Linked DNA regions of Homo sapiens: region 1 is linked to region 2. The links are chromatin loops, found by intact Hi-C in ENCODE. Cell type or tissue: IMR-90. All regions are shown on one strand. Each heading gives the region's core, and the rest is flanking DNA. Links, peaks and the distances in the headings are about the cores only.

The links. Hi-C counts contacts between places; a loop is a spot of excess contacts. Peaks named below come from ENCODE experiments on the same cell type or tissue, not always from the same donor. Only the 100,000 strongest peaks of a DNase experiment are listed, where the experiment ranks them.
Region 1: a loop joins it to region 2, with 3 times the contacts of the local background. A loop is called at or near these places in 1 of 110 quality-filtered maps.

Annotation. Positions count from the first base shown.
Region 1 is chr13:74,208,607-74,213,997 of GRCh38, forward strand. It overlaps a transcript of KLF12 not described here. Among named protein-coding and RNA genes, the nearest start is that of LINC00402, 20 kb to the right of the region's middle. In IMR-90, for the core only: no CTCF peak of the experiment used is centred there; a DNase peak (open chromatin) is centred at 2,605; H3K4me3 peaks cover 234 bases; H3K27ac peaks cover 695 bases.
Region 2 is chr13:73,868,021-73,873,394 of GRCh38, forward strand. The region is part of intron 3 of KLF12 (KLF transcription factor 12); the gene reads right to left. Among named protein-coding and RNA genes, the nearest start is that of LINC00393, 210 kb to the left of the region's middle. In IMR-90, for the core only: no CTCF peak of the experiment used is centred there; a DNase peak (open chromatin) is centred at 3,181; H3K4me3 peaks cover 1,187 bases; H3K27ac peaks cover 2,147 bases.

The sequences.
Region 1 (5,391 bases), core at 285-5,284, 340 kb after region 2:
AGTCATCAGAAAAATTTTTGGATAAATACTTTCAATGTAATGAGAGCATTAGAATCCAGGAAAAGAATGGTGTTTAAAAACATATGAGCCAGGCATGGTGGCTTTTGCCTGTAGTCCCAGATGCTTGGGAGGCTAAGATGGGAGGACTGTTTGAGGCCAGGAGTTTGAGGCAGCTTGGGCAGCACAGTGAGACACTGTGTCTAAAAAATTTTTCTTTAAAAAAGAAACACTTCTTTAAGAAAGAGTGAAGGGGCAGAGCTTTATTTTGCGTTGGGAATGGGAATTGTGGACAAACTGTTGTTTGGTTATCTTTGCAGCAGCTTAAGTGCTGTGGAAGAAAGATGAGAAATTTCCCAAGTATTTCATACGGGAGCACTAAATACAGATAAAAGATCTTATCTCAATTCAGTTAAATCCGATCTTGAGTGACGTAACAGTATACTAGATTTTGTGGCATTACAGAAATATTAAAAAAAAGTCTCGACACTTGAAGAACTTACAATCTTATCACATAGACAAGCATATTAAAAACGTGTTCCATAGCCAAGGATAATGACACAAACTCCATTTGTATTCAATAGATATTGGATTCCATTCTTCACAATGTTTAAGTTACTCTCGGTGAAGTGCAGTGAGAGCCACTTAATTTCCTTCCTGCAACATCTAAGTGTCCGAGGCTAACTTTGAGGGCCAAACACCCAGTTCTCTTCATTTTTTTCCCGTTTAAAAAGTTGTCATTTTAATTGGAAAATATTTACCATCTACGATAAGCTTCTGAGCACTGGGATTGATTTTTAGCCATTTCTGATTCCTACTAAATACTCTGTACACTGAGCAATGCACTAAATGTTCAATAAATTTCCTAAGAAGAAAATAAAATTTTTGTATAAAAGAATGAAGGAGATAACATCTTAGTCACACACACACACACACACACACACACACACACACAGACAATTAAATGTATAGTTAAAAAATTTGAGAACTTGGCTAAAAACCCCAGGTCCACCTCTTACTAGCTGTGTGATCTTAGACAATCTTAGGACTATGATTGTAAAAGGATTGTAGGTTGTTCATTCACAAAATAACAAATGTAAGGATAGATCCTTGAGATAATCTTGTGTGGGTTAGATTACATCATATATGTGAAGTGCCTACAATAAGTTCTTGCACATAAGTGCCCAATAATTATTAACTATATTGTTAGTTGTACTTCTCTATATCTTAAAAGATTTTACACAACTAATACTAAAAACAGATATAATGAAACCAGAAGAAAAGAGATAAGAATCAGGCTATAAAGTTGACACCTAATTTATTCCAATTCTTTGACCAAATGTGTGAAACTGGTTTGTAGCTCTTAAAAGATGCCCAAAGTCAGGTAGTATTTCATGGAAGAAGATACTGCATATGTATGAATTTTGTTAATATTTATTTTTTATATCATTACTTTGGGGATGTGACAATATTATAAAACAGATACCTGGCAAAACTCAAAACACCATTGCAAAGAGATTAGAAAGAGTTGATCCAGGTGCTTCGTTAATAGCAAATGAATCTGAATAGCAGTTGACTTAGATTTTTATCAAGTCATAGTAAATGGCATTCTCTAGGAATCCAGAAATATGGTCCTAAAACATGGTGACTTGGTAACTAACAGATTTTAAAAAATTATTATGGTGAATGAAGAAGCTTCTCTTCTTTTAAATTTTAAAATTTTTTCATCACCTCAAGTCTGAAGAAGCTTCACTTGAGTTGTTTAGCTCAGTAAAATTATGCTTTTTGCCCTGCAACTGCTTACCATCAAAATTGTCCAAAGATTCTAAAGCCTGCTGTATTTAAAAATCTACATTAAGTCACTGGTTTATTAATCTTTTAGTTAGCTATGCTATGAAATGTTAGCCCAATTTCTCAGTCAAACTGTTTTTAATCTGTGAGACGATGTCATTTCCCCCATCTATGCCTCTTCTAAGGTCATAAAATTTGGTTGAATTCATACCCTTTGCTAAAGTTATGATCCAGCCAGTTACTGAGCATTTTCTAAATTAGGAATTATCTATAACTTTAGTGCTTCCCTTTCATGAAAATCCCCCATTTTTCATGGTTTAAAATTAAGTCAGTACTTCAGACATGGTACCTGGTGAGCCAGCTGGTTTCTTGGACTCCTGTAATAAATTATTTCTATTGTTCTCCAGGCCTCAGATCCAGTGTTCTCTTGGGATCTTGCTAAGTACCCATGTTATCTCCTAATCCTGGCTGGTTGCCAACTCACAGGCATTCGTAGCCTATTTCAATCTGGCTTTCACATTTGCTCTTTACACACCCAAGTTGGCCTTGTAACACTGCCCAACCGAGGTAAGGAGGAGAGAATCACACCAGTTGCACAGTCCTGTAGCCCAGAGAGTCTCTGAGATCTTATTGGAGTCTGTAAGTTCACAGCACAACTCAAGGATGATGGCAGTCTTCCACCCACATTATTATTGCCTTTCCTGTGCTCTGGGCTTGGAAGTCTTGGGCTGACTCTTGTCTGAATCATTACTCAACTTATAACCATGCCCAGTGCTGTGTCTCAGCTGCTCAATGGCATCTCTGAATTTCTACATTTAGCTCTGAGTAAGACCAGTTCCCTTGGGTCCTTGCTGGTTTGTTGTTTGGGTTTTCAGCCAGTCCCAGGATTTTCCAGAGTGAGCTGGCTTATCATGACTTGTGCTTCGATACCAGAAAGGAAAATAGCCAACCATCAGGTCGGGGTAAGGAGTTAGGGAAAGCATTTTAGACCTCCCTGAATGGCTGTGTGAATTAGGGTTATGGTTGGATAGGATGTTGAAATGAGTGACAGAGCATTCTAAGTGGACGAACCACATGAGGAAAGGCAGATAAATAGTTTTGATCTTTTGCTAAAGGAAATCAAGCAGAACAATTTGCCCGCGGGCTTCAATTTGGATTTATGAAGTTTAATAAAAATTCACAGGAAATTTTGAATGTAAAAATCAAGAATTTGACATTATGTTATTCTTCCATGAGGAGCCATTGAATGTTTTTAGGAGGCAAACATTTATTAAGGGTATTTAGTTGGTTCTAGAGAACAAAGAGTAAGACCTGTATGTAGTGATTGTACTCCTTTTCCAGTAGGAGAGGCAGATATGTAAATGAATAATTTTGATGTTCAGTTGAAGATTTTTTAACAAATGCAGTTTGGTCCAGAAGTTGGTTTATTAACCCAATTATAAAATTTGGTTATAGGAGGGAATTTAAAAATACCTTTTCATACTTACATTTAAAACATAAAATTGTGACCTCATTCACTGATCTTTTGATATAAGTCAAGGCCTTTTCTTTGGGTAAAGATCTTCTGCTTATAATTATGCATTGCTTTTTTTTACATATACCACATAATGCATGACATATGGTTTAATGTTTTTATTTTTCAAAGTGGAGTGAAAAATCAAAGAAACTTGCAAAGTAATGAGTGAAGACTGTACTGGGTTGGTATTAGTTTTATAAACTAGTGTTTTAGTTATCTTGCCAACATTTAATTTAACAGTGTTATTTTTAGCAACTCACCTTTATTCAGTTTTTAAAAATATTCACGTGCATTTTCATAGAAACAACCCTTGTCACACTTTTCAAAATCACATTTAGAATATAATTTAATTATATCATTAAAACAGTAAGGACAACTGGTTTGGGAAGAAATGTTACCAACTTTTTGGTGCCAACTTTTCGGTGCACATACAAGTCAACTGGCAGAAAGAGAAGCTCTTGATTATGCTGGACAGCTAAAAGGTGAGAGAGTCTAGCATGCTTTGGGCATCAGCCATTGCATTTTACAAAAGGAATGGATGATATAATTGTAGTTTAGGTACATTAATTGGAGTTTCATTAAGAAGAGTTCTTTGCTACCAAAACTGAGGCACGCACAGATGTCATGGGAGGACAGTCTAACAGCAATTAAGTATTTATGAAATCAAGTAGGGCCCAGATCAGAACCTTGGGAAGCACCAACTATGGGATGAAAGATTTAAAATTTGACTATCTTGATGAGTGTAAACAACCGCAAACTTACACTCAAAAATCAATTCATAATTGATTTCAGGAAAACTGAAATAGAAGTGGAAGAGACAAAAAAGGGAGTCAGGGAGCTATTAAAGAAATATCTCTTCAATTTCACCATTTTACTCAGGATCAATTCTTCTCTGAAGCGCAGAAAAATACATGGAGGTAATTTAAACATAAATTATGTGTTTAAATTCTTTTTTTTCAGTTACAGTTTCAAGTTTATTAACAAAGATGGAAGGAATGGAGAAGAAGATGGTTGATAAGGACATGTTTTTCAGAAAGGTAAAAAAAATAAGAAAGTTTCTTAGAATGAATGTGGCACTAATAAAAAGTATAATATATAATAATCGTGTAGAACATTGTAGAAATTTTCAAAAATTCTGCAACAGTAGAAAACTGCACACATATATCAGCAAATAAAAGCTAAAAGTCATACATAATTCTACCCAGAGATGATCTGTGTTAAATTTTATCTTATATTACTTTTTAGTAGTATGTATACACACACACATAAATGGGAACGTACTAAAACATCTTTTTTTTTCACTTAACAATATACTGTGGTCATTGTTCATGACATTGACTTTTTTTATTTTTCTAGTCGGTGGTATTGGCTGTGATTGTAAGTAATTACTAAATTTTAGTGTTGAGAGTAACTATTCTTGTTCTCATCTGGTTTGTCATTTTAATAGCACAGTGGTTGCTGTAGACTTCAGGAAGCTCTTTTTTAACAGATAAAGAGAAATTCTTGTTTATTTTTGCTTTGGGCTTTTTTCCTTTATTTCATTTATATCAGCAATGGGTATAGAATTGTATCAATTTTTTTTGGCATCTATAGAATTGACCACACAGATTATTTCCTTTAACTGGTAGTTAGAATGAAATACATGGATGAAAACTTCCTCTTTCCCTCCTTTCCTCCCTCCCTCCTTCCCTCCCCCTTCCCTCTCTTCCTCCCTCCCTCCCTTCTTTCCTCCCTTCCTTCCTTCCTTCCAGTTTAATTTTCATTCTATTTGAAATATTATTTTTCACTTTCCCAAGTAATATATTAACATAGTTCGAACTCTAAAAAAAATCTTTACAAGGTTGGTATTGAAAAATATCTCCTTGAAGCCCAAATATCCTAGTCCTGTGTTCCCTTTCACAAGCTCTCTTGGCTATTTCTTTGGGCATTTACTTTCTTATATTTTCTAATGCTGTTTTTTAACTGTCAATTTTAATTACTATGTATTTCTCTCTTATCAAATGAAGATTTAGCATTTTTACCTCATCTCATACTTCCTCTTTACCTATTGTTTTAATATAATGTTTTTACATTAGTTTTGTTGAATT
Region 2 (5,374 bases), core at 375-5,374:
TTCTCAAAAAAAAAAAGAAAAAAAAAATGCTGGGTGTAGTGGCTCATGCCTGTAATCCCAGCACTTTGGGAGGCCTGAGGTCGGGAGTTCAAGACCAGCCTGACCAACATGGATAAACCCCGTCTCTACTAAAAATATAAAATTAGCCGGGCATGGTGGCATGTGCCTGTAATCCTAGCTACTCGGGAGGCTGAGGCAGGAGAATCACTTGAACCCAGGAGGTGCAGGTTGCGGTGAGCCGAGATGGTACTCCAGCCTGGGCAACAAGAGCAAAACTCCATCTCAAAAGAAAAAAGGCGGGGGCGGTGGGGGGGGGGGGTGATTTCAGTACAAAGCCTACAGACATTATAAAAATATTAAGATTTTTGTTCGTTTGTTTTTTGTTTTTGAGACAGAGTCTCACTGTCACCCCCAGGCTGGAGTCCAGTGGCACAATCTCAGCTCACCACAACCTCCGCCTCCCGGGTTCAAGTGATTCTTCTGCCTCAGCCTCCCGAGTAGCTGGGACTACAGGTGCACAACAACATGCCCAGCTAATTTTTGTATTTTTAGTAGAGATGGGGTTTCACCATATTGGCCAGGCTGGTCTCTCGAACTCCTGACCTCATGATTTGCCCACCTTGGCCTCCCAAAGTGCTGGGATTACAGGCGTGAGCCACTACGCCTGGCCTAAAAACAATAAGATTGTTATAAAAAGGTTTATTCCGATAAATTTTTAAATTCTAAAAAACAGAACTGTTTAATAAGTTTGCTTCAAGAATTGTTTCAAACACTTATCAAATAAATCACCCAAATCTGACACAAACTCTTCCACGGAACAAAAAAAGAAGAAACACATAGTGAATGGTTTTATGAAGCTGGCATACTTGTTATCAAAACCTGCCTAAATTTACAAATTGGCAAAACAAATCCATATTTTTTAAAGTCATATTTTTTAAAGGATAATCATTACTCTTGAAAATGGGTAGTGACTAGGATGAGACATCAATGGGCATATAAATTATTATTTCTTTATCTGATTGTTAGTTACATATATCTGTGTTTACTTTGTGAAAAATTTGCAAACTGTACTTATAATTTGTACATCTCTCCATGTGTTATACAATTTTAAAAAAACTTACAGAAACAAAAAAGTCCTTAATTTAGACCTTTCTGCAGGTAAACTTTAATTCATTAAACATTATGTATGTATTTTGTGAAGAATAAAGCTATTATATAGATGCACCATTATTCAGAGTAAGTTTTCTCTTTTGTTCATCAAAAACAACTATAAGAAAAAGAGAAATATCTTGCTAAAATCATGCCAAATTATACTGATGGTACTTTTTCAATGTCCACAAACTAAAAAATACATTTGTTGTGATTTCTTCTCAGGAAACACATGTAAGTTTATATGATTGTTAGTATTATTTTCCTACCTACCTGAACTATTGCATTTAATAATACATTGTAAATTCCAACAAGTATAGCAATATATATTTTTCAGGGTTTAATTTTACATTTTCAAAATTGTAGACATATCTGGCCCAGTCCCCTTATCTTTGATTTCTCCTAGATTTTCTATAATTATTCTGCAAGTACATAGATAAATTATATCTATATCCATATCTATAACAGTTATATGCTGAGTATATATAATATACTCAGCATATAACATAGTTCCTGGTAACTTGTAATTACTCTTTAATAGTTGTTAAATGAAGAAATGGACTCAATGACAAAGTGATAAATCAGATGGTCTCTGATCAATTTCTCTTCTATTGAAGGCTTTAATTTCCTCTTAAGTAAATTTGTTTCCCTTTCTAAATGTTAAGAGGTTGCTTTCTCCTTTGACAAAACAAGTACTGAACAGTTCTGTGGCCCTGGCTAACTTGTCCTTGTAGTTCAAAATCAGAAGGCTCTGAGTAGAGCCACGCTGATTCCTTCTCGACATGGTTTTCATGTCTAGCTTGTTTATACGATGTACGATTACCCAGTTAGAACATTCTTTGAATCTCTCATTTATGTTGAACTAAAAGAACTTTTCTGCCATTTAAGGCATTGTAAGTCAGCTTTCCTAAGGTTCACCTCTCCATTCTATATCTAACATTGCTTTTCTTACTTTTACAAGCTCCAATATAAATTCTCATTTTCCCCAGGTTGCCATCACTGTGACGTCATCAAGCAGTTCTTCCTTCTTATTCAGAACATAATCAGAGCACAGCGTCAGTTTTCCCTGATTGCTTCATTTCTCATTTGGCAAACACAACAAAACCAAACCTGTCAGCAAGTTGAAGATTTACCAGATGCCCATATACTATGCTGCAATAACATTTTACTTATATGATTTGGGCAATGTACACAGTATCTAACTGATTTTAACAGTAACATTTAAAAATACATGCCAACACAACTTTGGTTGGTTTCTATGGTTAGCACTTTTCAAACATTTCCTTCTTTGAAGTCCATGCCTTGGTATTTATTCTGACATAGAGATAAAAAAATCTTAAAAGTACTTAAAGGTAACTGCCAGACGGATGTGCATGTGTGTGTGTTTACATGGCTGTTTTAAATACATTCTTAAAGCAATACTTGTGTCCTCACGCCTAGACAGTCATTCAGCTTTATGATATCCATAATGCTAGAACATTTGCCTTCAGAGACCTGATGAGGCTGAAGTCAAGAGAAACGGAAGGTTAAAGTGGAAATTGGGGTGGAGGGATAATCACTGAGAACAAACTCAAATTAGCTACAATAAAGATTTCCCTCTAAGCCTTGTCATCTCTTTTGTCTTTCAAATATATTTCTTTCTTCTCTGGACCAGCCAGGGGCCTTCTACTCTCCAGATTTCTTTTTAATCCCTTGTTGACTTCCTTGGACTTTTTTTCTGGTCACCAGATAGTTTCTTTGGGGAAACTGGGATCAGTGGGGGGCAGGAATCAAATTTAACATTTTTACTTATGCAACATATAAATAAGTACAAAGTATGAGATATGACTGATTAGTTGTTGCCTGTCATCCATTGCCACTGCTTTCTAATCATCTCCCTGAAGCATCAAGCTCCTCAACATTAAGGTTCTGTATTCTGCCAGTGAGATGTTCTCATTTAAGAGTCAGAAGGAGGAAATGAGAGGGAGGTCATCTTGCTGGTTTGGTTGCCAGCAACAACATTCAACGTTGCAGAGTCGAGTTACTAGTCTGCGGGGGAGGCAGTTGTGTCAGCTGTAGTACTCGCAACAGCAGCAGCAGCTTCTCTGTCTCTGCTTCACAGCTATGGTGGCGTGTCCTGAAATCAATGATGGGGAGGCAGACCTGACTTCCATCCCTCCTTCTCTTCAATGAATAAGCGAGCATTCGCTATACTAAATTCCTGTTCTCCTGAAATACTTAGAGTGGTTCGTGTTTCCTGTACCATACACTAACTGACAATTGTTAAGAGACTGGAAAAGAGAATATGAAAGAGAAAAAGGAATGTAAACTGAGCGGGGAGAAAATGCAGGATAAGTCATCACCAGGAATGCACATTCTAAGTTCCTGAACACAGTACAAACGGAGTCCAGTCCCACTCCACTTGCCTCCAAAGTGTACATAGTTTCCCCATGTTCCTGACACCTCTGGGCCCTTCACACATTCGCTATCTCTGAACACAATTTTCTCCCAACCACTTTTCCTTCACACCCAACTATTTCCTAATTCCTAACACATCTTTAGGACACAGTTCAGACATTCCCTGTCTTCCATGACGCATCCTGATGCTCACTCTAGGCTGGTTAGCTTTCCTCCAGAATCCCATAATACATTTTATCCATCCAAATTTTTCCACTTCCCATGCTGTATTAAAGTTATCTGCCTGCAGATATCTCTCTTATAAGACGGCGAGCTCCTTGTAGTTTCGAATGACATTCAATAAATCTTGCCAAATGAATAAGAAAATAATTCTATATTTTTTATTGGTCCACTTGCCTGAAAAGACTAGAATGTTGTTTTTGTGGAGTTCGTGGAAGTGATCATATTAAGGCTTGAATCAAAGCGGGATTTCCTAGAGAAACTTCTAATTCTCCTTGTAAGCTATTTCCTGGAGGATGGAAGACGGCCACGTGCTTGGGTCCTGTGCCTCATATAAAAGGGAAGGGATTCTGACACATCCTGTTCATGGTCAATGATTTGATTTTTAGTTTGGATTTTTCTGTGTGTCTGGCCATTTGCACTGCAAATATATTTCAGAATTTAATCTACACACCTACATGTCAGCACCACCCACTTTCACCCTGGGTAAGCTGATTTAGGGACCAAAATTCTTCCTTTAGTTTTTCAAATCCCTTTCAATATGAATATATATTTTTAAAAGGAATGAAAAAAATCAAAACTATTAGTTTCATTCAGTATTTTGAATGCTCAGGATTTTAAAGATGGTTAGACAGTATATGGATTACTAAATCTCCTCAGTGCCGTATCTGAGGGCAGAATGTAAGGTGGGTGACCCCTCACATGAGAACTGGCAATGGGAAGACAGTGAGATAGAAACCCAGCAGGAAACTGTGACCACTGCTCAACACAGAACAGGGAACTTGGGTAAGACTCCACTAATGAGAAGGAAGGAGAGTAAATCTGAGAGCACCTAGGAAGCCACTGGTCATCATGAATCACAAGCTCTTGATGAGTGCAGAATCCAGTTCTTTGGTGCCAGAATCTATTCTAACTGATCGGTCCTTGCTCCATCTGCTCTTAAAATTTTTTAATACCTCACTTAGCTAAGACAGGCTCATACGTGTTGTATGTTAGTGGTAAGCAATGGAAGGCTAAAGTACTGTCTGACATATTTTAAGAATATTCTCAAAAAGAGCCAAGCTTTTAGGAGTGGAAGTCTTTAGGCTCAGCTGTGCAAACCAGAAGTATCAGACACAGAAGACATGAGTGAACCTTTGTGAGAGCAGAGACCTTATTTTGACCACTGCTATCTTCCAAACACCTGGAATATTTGTGGTATAAATGAGTGAAATGAGGCTGGTGCTGTTAGGTGCCTCTCTTTCTCCTATTTGCTCATCTTTCTCGGTTACATCATTTGGTTAGTGCATTGACCATTTCACCTTCCACATTTTTATGGGTTTAAAGCCTAAAGAAAGAATCTTTATTTTATATATATATATAAACAACATAATCGATGATCTATTTGACCAGTTTTGCTCTCCCCTCTGCTCCCATTAAATGAGGACTTCAATAAGAATTCAGAGAAATCACTTATAGTAAACTCAACCTTTATTTTTAATAAACAAAAGGGTGAATAACCATAAACATGAAATGAACCATGAATATCATCTGCCAGACAACTGAAAAGAGACAAAGCTTTCTTAAATATGGCTTGAGATTTCAATCATTTCATCACTAGACTGATTTT